Linked DNA regions of Mus musculus: all the other regions are linked to region 2. Evidence: chromatin loops called from intact Hi-C (ENCODE). Cell type or tissue: gastrocnemius. All regions are shown on one strand.

The links. A loop is a pair of places that touch in the nucleus more often than their neighbours do. Peaks named below come from ENCODE experiments on the same cell type or tissue, not always from the same donor. Only the 100,000 strongest peaks of a DNase experiment are listed, where the experiment ranks them.
Region 1: a loop joins it to region 2, with 6 times the contacts of the local background. A loop is called at or near these places in 13 of 42 quality-filtered maps.
Region 3: it touches region 2 in a loop (4-fold over the local background); 3 of 42 quality-filtered maps call a loop at or near these places.

The regions. Positions count from the first base shown.
Region 1 is chr5:107,919,593-107,923,592 of GRCm38, forward strand. The region is part of intron 2 of Dipk1a (divergent protein kinase domain 1A); the gene reads right to left. Among named protein-coding and RNA genes, the nearest start is that of Gm26387, 14 kb to the left of the region's middle. In gastrocnemius, a CTCF peak has its summit at 1,976 (motif pointing right); a DNase peak (open chromatin) is centred at 2,013; H3K27ac peaks cover 971 bases.
Region 2 is chr5:108,032,649-108,036,648 of GRCm38, forward strand. No RefSeq gene overlaps it. Among named protein-coding and RNA genes, the nearest start is that of Mtf2, 31 kb to the right of the region's middle. In gastrocnemius, a CTCF peak has its summit at 1,664 (motif pointing right); no DNase peak of the experiment used is centred here.
Region 3 is chr5:108,260,878-108,264,877 of GRCm38, forward strand. No RefSeq gene overlaps it. Among named protein-coding and RNA genes, the nearest start is that of Dr1, 6.0 kb to the right of the region's middle. In gastrocnemius, no CTCF peak of the experiment used is centred here; DNase peaks (open chromatin) are centred at 1,675 and 2,055; H3K4me3 peaks cover 740 bases; H3K27ac peaks cover 483 bases.

The DNA of each region.
Region 1 (4,000 bases), 110 kb before region 2:
CCCTTTCCTGGTTTCCCCTCCAAAAACTCACTGTCCTCTCCTCCCTCCCCCTGCTCACAAACCCACCCACTCCCACTTCCTGGCCCTGGCATTCCCCTTCACTGGGGCATAGAGCCTTCACAGGACCAAGGGCAAGGGTCTGTCCTCCCACTGATGACTGACTAGGCCATCCTCTGCAGCTGGAGCCATGAGTCCCACCATGTGTACTCTTCAGTTGGTGGTTTAGTCCCTGGGAGCTCTGGGGATACTGGTTAGTTCATATTGTTCCTCCTATGGGGCTGCAAACTCCTTCAGCTCCTTGGGTACTTTCTCAAGTTCCTTCATTGGGGAGCTTGTGTTCAGTCCAATGGTTGGCTGAGATCATCCACCTCTGTATTTGTCAGGCACTGGTAGAGCCTCTCAGGAGACAGCTTTTTTTTTTCCATTTTTTTCATTTTATTTATTTTATATATGTGAGTACACTGTTGCTGTCTTCAGACACACCAAGGGCATCAGATCCCATTACAGATGGTTGTGAGCCACCATGTGTCATTGCTGGGAATTGAACTCAGGTCCTCTGGTAGAGCAGTCACTGCTCTTAACCACTGAGCCATCTCTCCAGCCTGGAATACATACACCTTTAATCTCAGCACTCGGGATGCAGAGGCAGGTAGATCTCTGTGAGTTCAAGGCCAGCCTGTTCTACAGAGTGAGTTCCAGTACAGACAGCTAGAGCTACACAGTGAAACTGTCTTGAAAAACCAAATAAAGGAAGGAAGGAAGGAAGGAAGGAAGGAAGGAAGGAAGGAAGGAAGGTGGGTGGTGTTGGGATACCCTAAGAAGTTAAAAAGCCGAAAACTAACTTTCTCTCTCTCTCTCTCTCTCTCTCTCTCTCTCTCTCTCTCTCTCTCACACACACACACACACACACACACACATCTACCTTAACCAATAGTGAGGTGTTTTCATAATATGTATGAGGATTCATTCCAACACTACATAACCAACAAAAACTAAATCAGTATCCAAACATCTTTTGCTCCAAAGAAAGTAGGTCTAGGCGATTCTCTATATGCTGCATGGAGTTTTGTTTGCAGGCATGGAAAACGGAGCCTAGGCCCAGTCAGCTTCCAGAGCCTGTGCAGAATCAGTCCAGCTAGGCTGACAAGCTGAGCTGGAGCTAGCAGAACAGGTTTAAGGCTGACTAACCCAGGGCTTTTGTGCAATGGCTGACAGATCATCAAACACAGAGGAAGGCACCTGCCAAACTGACAAGCTGAGGGAGTCTTCCCTAAGTGTAGCATATTCTGTCAGAAGAGCTGGGGCCTCCTTCAACTGACCTGACTTCAGCTTCTGAATCCCACCACCACTTCACTGTTTAAACTAGAGATTTGGAAACAGCCTCTCTGCAACACTTTGCTTTCCACTCGAGCGATCATTGCACACCGAGCTGGTACTCTCCCTCTCTTCTTTCCTCCTATCCCCCAGTCCAGCATCATTTGCAGCCTGGCTATACTGATAGGTGATTTAGAGGCACAGACTGTCTTGGGCATCTCTGAAGTTCCCCTGCCCTTGTACCATACAGAACAGTACACAGTATTGAAAGTTTCTTTTTATTTTCTTAGTAAAGTCTCTTATTAGTAAATCAGTAAGCAGCGACTAGTCTGGTATTCAGCTGTGAGAATCAGATTTCTTGTTGTGAGCAAAGGCCTCAAGCTAATCTTGCGTCACAGGGGTGGTCACAAAGAATAGCTCTGGCTTTCTATCCCAAATTAAAGGCAAATTTCCCAAACATTTGTGTGAAAAGAGCAGTTGGCTTCATAAAGCTATAGCCACCCTAAGTAATGTCTATAAAAATGTTCAGCTGTATATCAAAATAGTCAATAATGATACTAAGTAACTTTTAAATAATTAAAAGCCCAAGATTTACTACTATTGTAATAAACAGCATTTAGCTTTGATTGCACATACCTCATTGTACCAGAAGAGGGCACTGTTTACCCTTATTTTTACAAAACACACTCCTATTGAAGGAATCCTGCCCTAAACTACAAACTGGACCACAAGAGGGCAATAACCACAAACATATGTGTAAACTTTGGCTTCTAAATATTTTCAAAAATCCATGCTCTAAAAGTGTACTTAAGATATCATTTTCAGACAGCTGGTTTTCCTTAACAAGACTTAAAAAACCAAGCACAGAGATACATACACACAGACACTGACACAGACAAACTGACAGACACACAGACATAAGACACAGGCACATGCATACACACAGACACACCTACACACACTCACATACAAGGCACTCAGACACACACACACATACGTATACACACATATAGACACACACAAAACCATACAGGCCTGCCCCCACACACATGTACACACAGACACATATGCATTCAGACAAGCACACACATATATACACAGACACTCCACCTTCCACAGATACACACAAAGACATCCACACAGACACACAGACACCCACACACATATACACACAGAGAGATAAAGCTAGCCACAAGGCACACACACAGACACCCACCAACAGACACACGCAGACACATAAAGATGTACAGAGACAGGCACACACAAAGACATACACTGACAGAGACACACACATACAGAGACACACACTGACAGACAGACACAGGCAGAGTTGGGTTTTTCACAATTCCTGGAAACTTTTGAGTCTTCAGTCATCATTTTCTCCCTCTTCTCTCTCAGGCATTACCAGTCTTCACCATGTTCTGCGCTCTGTCTTAAGCTTTTCCAGTGTTTCCTCTATTGACTTCTTCCTCACACATTAAAGAAGCCCAAGCAAGGCACAGCTAAATGGAATACTGTCATGCATTACTGTCTAACCAAGAACATAGCTCCTAATGGCTTCAATTTAGTAGGTCTTAAGTTGATTGTTTTAAGTAACAAACCATTATCCTTGGAAACTGAATCTCAAAGGAGACTGTGATTAAATTAGGGTTCCTGAAATCTTTTAGTGCTTCAGGTTAAAGGGTTCCTTTTGTTGTTGTTGTTGGTGGTGGTGGTGGTTTTTCGAGACAGTGTTTCTCTCTGTATAGCCCTGGCTGTCCTGGAACTCACTCTGTAGACCAGGCTGGCCTTGAACTCAGAAATCTGCCTGCCTCTGCCTCCCAAGGGTTATGCTTCTTTAACACTCACACCAGCCCTCTAAAATGTGGCGGAGGCACTCCTCAGAGAAGTGCAGACTCCCCCCACAGAGGAGTCAGTCAGAGGACTCCGATGGAACTTTGTGGTCCTCAGATGTGCACAGAAGAGAAGCACCTCTCCTACTCCAGTTAATGAAACAGGCCATGTCTGGGAGATCCCACCTACAGAGTCCAATTATGTAAGATTTCTACATAGTTGGGCATCAAACAGGATTGGCTGCAATTACTTAGTAATTAGGAAATCATGGCTATAGCAAGCAATCATATCGCAGTAGAAGGGGAAGTATATGGAAATGGCATTAGTCACCATTCTGCAGAAGCTCAGGAGCTTGCACAGCTACTGAGAAGGTGGCTGACCTCAAACCTGAGGAACTTTTACTTCAGCACCCACACCACAACAGATGTAACCCCTCACACAGAATAGAGAGTGTAAAAGACAGCAGATAGTCAGAGAAGAAACCAGCATGGCCATGACAGTGATGACCACTCACCTCTAACTCCTAACAAAGCGGAAACGATGCTCTAGGGCGCTTCTCCAGCTGTCTCTCAGGAACAGCTTACAATACTACAGTGACAGTATGAGGCTGTTTGCCTCAGACCAAACAAGATCGAGTCAAGGACATTTGAACCTACTCTATACCCAGCTGACATGTCCGAGGACCATCACAGTTAGTGCCCAAGCGTATTGGCTAAAGTCAGCATCATAAAAGCTAAGGGGCAAGTAGGGCAAAAACATTTTTCTTGCCTGTAAACTAGAACTAAATCAAAGCCCTGTTATGAAAAGGTGACCGCAGCCTAGGACTTTGTCTCTAGCCTGGTGTTCTTGACAG
Region 2 (4,000 bases):
GTTCAATTTCAAGCAAACACATGGTAGCTCACAACCATTTGTAATGTGATCTAATGCCCTCTTCTGGCATATAGGTATACATCCAGATAGAACACTCATATAAATTAAATAAAAGTTTTTAAAAATTTAAAACTAGGCTGGGTGGTGGTGGCATGCTCCTTTAATCCCAGCACTCGGGAGGCAGAGCCAGGCAGATTTCTGAGTTCGAGGCCAGCCTGGTCTACAGAGTGAGTTCCAGGACAGCCAGGAACTACACAAAGAAACCCTGTCTCGAAAAACCAAAATACTATTACTACTAATAATAACAATAACAATAATTTTGGCTTATAGTCTACTAATCAATACTGGTATAAATAAATAGAGCTGGAGAGGTGGTTCAGCAGTTAACAGCACTATCTGCTCTTCTGGAGGTCCCGAGTTCAAATTCCAGCAACCACATGGTACAACCATCTGTAACAAGACCTGATTCCCTCTTCTGGTGTCTGAAATCAGCTGAATTATACTTACATATAATAAATAAATCTTAATAGATGTTAAACAAATTAACAAGAGAAGAGACAGCTTGTCCAGGAGATTTTTTGTTTTGTTTTGTTCCTCCATGTAGCCCTGGCCATCTTGTAACTCACTCTGTAGACCAGACTAGCCTTGAACTCAGAGATCCATCTGCCTCTACCACCTGAGTGCTGGGATAAAAGGTGTTCGCCACCACCACCTGGCTAGACGAATTCTAAATAATCTGTGTTACGCGATATTCGATCATACTTTGAACCGCAAACAATGAAGGTAAACTCTGTAGAAGGAAGCACCATGTTTGAAAGTGATGTCTAATTGAGTGGCAGACAAAGTGATGAATCAGAGAAAGATTTGACAGAATAGGAGCTGCTCAAGTCTCAGAGAAGAGAGGAAAGTGAGGCTACTTAAGAGACAGCAGTGCAGAGAGAGGGAAAGAGAGTTTTACTGGAGCAGTTACACAGAGTCAGGCTGTCGAGAGAGCACACTAGATACAGGTGAAGACAGAATGAGCCAGAGAATAAGGAGCCAAAAGATTAGAACAGATTGCCAAGTATGAAGCCAAGCAGAGCATTTCAGGAGAGGCCGAGAGAGAGAACCCAGATGGAATCAATGAGCTTGGAGAAGAGTTTGAGCCAGAACAGCTGAGTTGAATCAGCCAGAGTTCAGAAAGAACTAGGAAGGGTGAGCCTATTCAGCAGTAAGTCTCAGAGGCTGAAAACATTTTGGGCCTAGATTAGATTGTATGGAGCCCTCATTATTATTTGTTCTAATTAATTAGATAGACATTTACATGACGTTTACTATGTGACAGGTACTGTTATAAGTGTCCCTTACAGATTAACCCAGTAAAATCTTCTTTTTTTCCCCAGTACTGGGAATGACATCAGGGCCTGGTACATGCCAGCAAGAACTGGACCACTGAGTCACAACCCCAGCCAGATCATTGCCTTTTTGTGGACAGGGATCTGAGACCTGGGCTAGTCACACAACACTTGCCTGCACAGGTTCAAACAGCCACTAAGTGGTTGTATTGAGGGAATCTGACCACTAGATTGCACAGCTTCTCTTACTCAAAGAAAACTTTGAAAAGTGGTTTTAAGTGAGAATCTTGCCTTCTGTTGGGGGCATAACAACAAAAACTGAGCTGATAAAATTATTACTAGCCACTAGAGGGCAGCAAACCCTTACAAAGGTTGCCTTACAAATAAGTCGCTCAATATTTATTTATTTATTTAATACTGATTTATTTGGGTTTCTTGTTTGTTTGTTTGTTTGTTTGGTACAGGGTTGCATGCGGCCTCCATCTTTTTTTTTTTTTTTTTTTTTTTGGTTTTTCGAGACAGGGTTCCTCTGTATAGCCCTGGCTGTCCTGGAACTCACTTTGTAGACCAGGCTGGCCTCGAACTTAGAAATCTGCCTGCCTCCTGAGTTCTGGGATTAAAGGCGTGTGCCACCACTCCCAGCATTATGCCTGATTTTAAGCTAGTTTCTTCTTTCTTTCTTTCTTTCTTTCTTTCCAGAGGTGGGTGGGAGGGGCAGGATGCTATATTTTATGAGACAGGGTCCAGGCTGGCCTCAAACTAGTTTCTGTAGGCCAAGCTGGTCCTCTAATCACCAGACTTCTCCTGCCCCATCTCCTGAGTGCTAGGATTACAGGCATGGGCCACCATATATGACTTGAAATTCTTTTCTTAGGGGTAAATCTAGAATCCTGGGAGTACAAAGATGATTCATCCATTAAAGGCATTTTCTGCCAAGCCTAATGACTTGAATCTAATTCCCAAGACCCACAAGGTAGGAAAGACTGATTCCTTCAAATTCTCTGAGTTGTTTCAGTGTGTATATACAGAGACACATATACACATAAATAAGTGTGATTTTAAAAGAATCCTAGAACTGGCAAGGTGGCCGAGTGGTTAAGAGCTCTTGTTTTTCCAGAGGACAGGGTTTGAGTCCCAGTACTCACATGGTGGCTTACAATGCATAAGTCCAGTTCCAGGGGATTTGATACTTTCTTTTCTGACCTCCTCGGCCCCAGACATACACACGATGCCCAAATACATATGTGAGCAAGACACTCATGCATGTAAAATAAAATAAATGAATCTGAAAGAAGAATCTGATAAGCTCTTTGAGATGACTTAACCTTGTACGCCAGCACTCAGGAGGTGGAGATCCAAATTCACCCTCAGCTACATATTACGTTTTGAGTTTGAGGAAGCCAACATATACAACACCTGATTTCAACAAATACAAAAATCTCAGCTTTACTGAATAGAGGTCTTTGACAGAACTCCTGGCAGCTATAACCCAGGGCTGCTATCTCCCACTGCTGCTGACAGAGTAAGTATTTAATCTTTTTTTGTCATATAAATATCCTAAGGACACTGGGGTAGTTTGTAATGACATAGTCATTTGTCATTGCTGATTAACCTGGACTCTATACACAGGGTAAACCCAGCTCTGGTGCTCCAAATCCAACACAAGTGTGTTAGGGGACCAATTGTTAACCTAAGCTTTTACTTCTCGCCAATGTTAATTCAAAGAAAACCCTCCCGGATGCCATCTGGGAGGGGTTTATGAGCTGCAAATTGAGTGCTCAGAGAGCAATTAAGCATTTAAATTAGAGCCCTGTGTAAATTTAACAGCTGGTAGGTGTTGTCATTTCCAAGCTACAAACCACCTGCTTAGCAGGATCTGCATACAAACTGAAGGAAATAGACTGAGTGCCTGAGAGTAGAAGCTGAATTTGGTAATTTAGAGCATAAATTCAGATTACACCTACAGCTGGGGCACCTTTAAGGGGAGGAGTTGAAAGCCCATCCTGGTCTACACCAGGCTTTTGTCTCAAAACAACAACAAACCCCAGAGATTGTAATGAAAAACCTAGAAGCTTACATCGAAATACATGGTATCTATATAACTTGTTTCTCTTTTGTTGCTTTTGTTTTTTAGACAGGTTCTCTATGTCGCTCTGGGTGGCCTAGAACTCACAGGGATCAGTTTGTCTCTGTCTCTAGAGTGCTGAGTTTAAAGGTATTCACCACCATGCCCAACAACGTTTTTGTTGTTCTCACTTAACCAATGTTTCTAGACTTCCCCTTGGAGATGGTCATAAGGGGTAAGAAAGGGAGTTCTCAGATACTGACTGGTCTTGTGGTTGACTATGATTGACCAACTCCTCAGCTCAGTATGTATTTTTTTTTAATATTTTATTTTTAGCTAGACATAGAGGCACATACGTTTAATACCAGCACTTGGTAGGCAGAGGCAGCAGATCTCTGTGAGTTCAAGGCTATCCTGGTCTACATACAGAGTTTCAGGACAGCCAGGGCTATGTAGTAAGACCCTGTCTCAATTGGAAAAAAAAGTTTTTATTGATTTTAATTTGTAAAAAACAATTTTTATTGATATTATTTTCTGGTTTTATTTACTTATTTATTTTACTTATGAGGATGGGTGTTTTGCCTGTGTGTACGTATGCCTG
Region 3 (4,000 bases), 230 kb after region 2:
TGCCCATCATTAGGAAGAGAGGCCCCTTGGTCTTGCAAACTTTATATGCCTCAGTACAGGGGAACACCAGGGCCAAGAAGTGGGAGTGGGTGGGTAGGGGAATGGGAGGGAGAGGGTATGGGGGACTTTTGGGATAGCATTTGAAATGTAAAATAAGAAAATACCTAATTAAAAAAAAGAAATAAATATAGGTAAAAAGAACTTTTAATATCCAAGCTGGATGTGGTGGGCAAGTCTGTAATCCCAGTAACTGGGGAGGCTGAGGAAAGATGATAGTACTTTCAAAGCCAGCCTAGACTATGTAGTAAGACCTTGTCACAATCAAACAAATGTATTGATCTCCCTTCTCCATAGTTATGTCTTTGTAGAGTGCTTCTCATGTATGTTCTTGTTGGCAGAGTGACAAGGTAGTACAGAGAATCAATGTGTGTGTGACTGGTTTTTGTTTTTTGTTTTTGTTTTCACTCTTACAAAGTCACCAAAGAAGTTGGGCTTCATGGCTCAATATTTAATCCTAGCTATTTGAGAGGCTGAGGCAGGGAAATGGCAAATTCAACAACTCCCTAAGCTACAGAGTGAGTTTAAGATGAACACGAATAACTTTCTAAGATTCTAACTCTAAATAAAGAAATAAAATCTACTACTTGGAAGACCTCTTAAACACCACAATCTGATTAATTTTATGACCTTAGAAACTTCACAATGGATATTAAATTTCAATACACAAAACATTTGGAGACGCATAAACCACATTTAAACCAGAACACACCAAATATCTGCTTAGATTTGTGCCCACAGGACCTGTCATATAACAATCGCGTACTTAACCATATCTTGTTGTGACCCTTTGGCTTATTTGCCTTTTAGATTGACAAGTTCCACAACAGGGCCAACTTTCCATGAGATATTTGTTCCTTATTGTACCCTGCACATAGTAGATCCATTAAATAAGTTGCTTTCTGCTTCAGTTTGAAGAGGTGCTCAGGCTTTCTTTGTACTGGAGGAAAGCAAGAGATCTAGTGACAGCCAGATAGTCAGCTTTCAGCCAAAATCAATAAAGCCATCTACCCAGCCCACAGGTGACTCAGAAAATTATCATGTGCATTTTTCCCTTTGGCTTTCTTCAGGAAATTATTTATTATCAAGTCTCCTCATATCTCTAAGACATAGCTAAGTATTTGACAGATTCCCAATAATCCCTGATCAAAATCAATGCATGAATGAATAAATGGGACTTACAGAAGATTTATAGTTCTGTCTGCTATGAATGCTTTTGCTTTTTTGTTTTCTGAGATATAGTTTCACAGCTCAGGTTGCCTGGAATTCACTACTTAAACCAGGCTGATATTACTATTATTATTATTATTATTATTATTATTACTATTTAATCATTATTCTGAACTTTCTCCTATTACTCAACAGATTGGTTTTTTCCATACAATATAACTGATTAAAGTTTTCTTTCCTTATACTCCTTGAAGTTCCTCTCCACTTCCCCTCCTACCAGGATCCACACATTTTTTTGTCTCTCATTAGAAAACAGACATCTGGGTTTCTGTCTGAGCCAGGAAATGATCCTGTGCCATGATGCTCGGAGCTGATCAGCGCTCCATACCCAAATACCGCCAGGAGAGAGCTGGTCTCCCAGGGGTGCAGACATGCCTGTGAACACAGGTAAAACCACCACTTCTGCTCAAATTCCTAGCTCAAGAGGGGGACCCACTCAGAGCCATCAGGACACACGACCCAAGGAACAGCCGGGGACAGGATCCTTCGGGTTTCATCTGCACCCTAAGCTGACCCTGTGCCACAGCTCTCCATACCCAAATTCTTCCGGGAGAGAACTGGTCTCCCAGGAGTACTGACACACAGGCTTGCAGGAGGAACAAGCCACAGTTAGAGAAAGCAAGACCAGCTAATACCAGAGATAACCAGATGGCGAGAGGCGTGTATGGAGAAAGTGGGGAGGCAGAAACCTGAGCAGGGACTGGTGGATGGAGAGCAGGCTGAGGGAGCTGAGCACAACTGCAGGGAGACTGACACAGAGCCAAGAGCAAGAGAGGGGAGGGCAGCAGAGTCCCTGGCAAGGGGCAGAGCCAGACCCGCTTGAACCAGCAGAACCAGCTGCTGCAGCAGGAAAAGGAGCCAGCAACTGAGGGAGGGGTTAGGGGGAGAAGCCTACATTACGGTGTTTTCTGTTAATTGTGAACTAGACCAAGGCATCCCAGTAAATAGGGACAAAGGCTGCAAAAGACTGACTCTCTGTGGGGACACAGAGAGCAGTTTGTCCAGGCCCAGCCTGGAATCCTCAGCTGGGAAAGAAACTGTCTCAAAAAGGAAAGAGGAAAATCTCACCCAAGGGAATAAGTCCTAGAACAAGGGTCAGGGTAGTACAGGGGTAGCTCTGAGCTCAAGAAATCTTCCCTGAGACCATGGTGGACAGATGTTTACTCTGACCAGTGGTGGATGGAGGTTTACTAGTTCTGCTAGTGAGTTGTGGTAGCTGGGGTGGGATGCAAACCTGTAGAGTTTCTAAATCCCGGCCATGGAACCATATGATATGTTTATAAAAAGAGAAAGAATATGTCCTAAGGAGGGGTAGTCAGGTATGGGGGAAGGGGGTGTCTCAGCGGGCCCATGCCAAGGCATCCCTTCCCCCTGAGGGACCAGAGTTTATTCAGGGCATGGGGAGGGGAGTCAACTGGGTAGTAGAGGCAGAGAGAAGGAGAGAGTAGAGAAGTGGAAGCCATGGAGAGACTGGAAAGGGAGTAGGGAAGGGAGGGGGAAGGGAAGAGGGCAAGAGAACAAGAGAGCAAGAGAGAGAGAGGAGGGGGCAAGCACCCCCTTTTATAGTGGGGGAGTAGCATACCTGGATGTTGCCAGGTAACTGTGGGGTGGAGCTTAAACAAAATGCTAACCCATACCATGCATGTCCTTTTGGGTCTGAGTTACCTCACTCAGGATAATAGTTTCTAGTTCCATCCATTTGCCTGCAAAACTCATGATGTCCTCATTCTTAATAGCTGAATAGTAATCCACTGTGTAAATGAACTACATTTTCTGTATCCATTCTTCTGTTGTAGGACATCTGTGTTGTTTCCAGCTTCTGGCTATTACAGATAAGGCCACTATGAACATAGTGGAGCACGTGCCCCTGTGGTATGGTGGGGCATCTTAAAGAAATTGAAGGAGACCTCAGAAAATGGAGAGATCTCCCATGCTCATGGATTGGTAGAATTAACATAGTAAAAATGGCCATCCTACCAAAAGCAATCTACAGATTCACTGTAATCCCCATCAAAATTCCAACACAATTCTTTACAGACATGGAAAGAGCAATTTTCAATTTCATATGGAAAAACAAAAGAATCCAGGAGAGTGAAAAACAACTCTTAACAATAAAAGAACTTCTGGGGGGAATCACCATCCCTGACCTCAAGCTATACTAGAGAGAAATAGTGATAAAAACTGCATGGCATTGATACAGAGACAGACAGGTCAATCAATGGAATAGAATTGAAGACCCAGAATAAACCCACACACTTATGAGCAAAGAAGTCAAAAATATACAATGGAAAAAATAAAGCATCTTCAGTAAATGGTGCTGGACTAACTGACTGTATATAGAAAAATGAAAATAGACCCATATTTGTCACTTTGCACAAAGCTCAAGTCCAAGTGGATCAAGGACCTCACCATAAAAACAGATATACTGAATCCAATAGAAGAGAAAGTGGGAAAGAGCCTTGAACTCTATGGCACAGAGGGAAATTTCCTAAACAGAACTCCAATGGCTCAGGCTCTAAGATCAACAATTGATAAATGTGACCTCATGAAACTGAAAAGCTGCTTTAAGTCAAAGGACATAGTCAATAAGACAAATCTGCAACCTACAGACTGGGGAAAAAAAATCTTCACTAACCCCACATCTGATAGAGGACTAATATCCAAAATATATGAAGAACCCAAGAAGCTAATCTCCAAAAAACAAACAAACAAA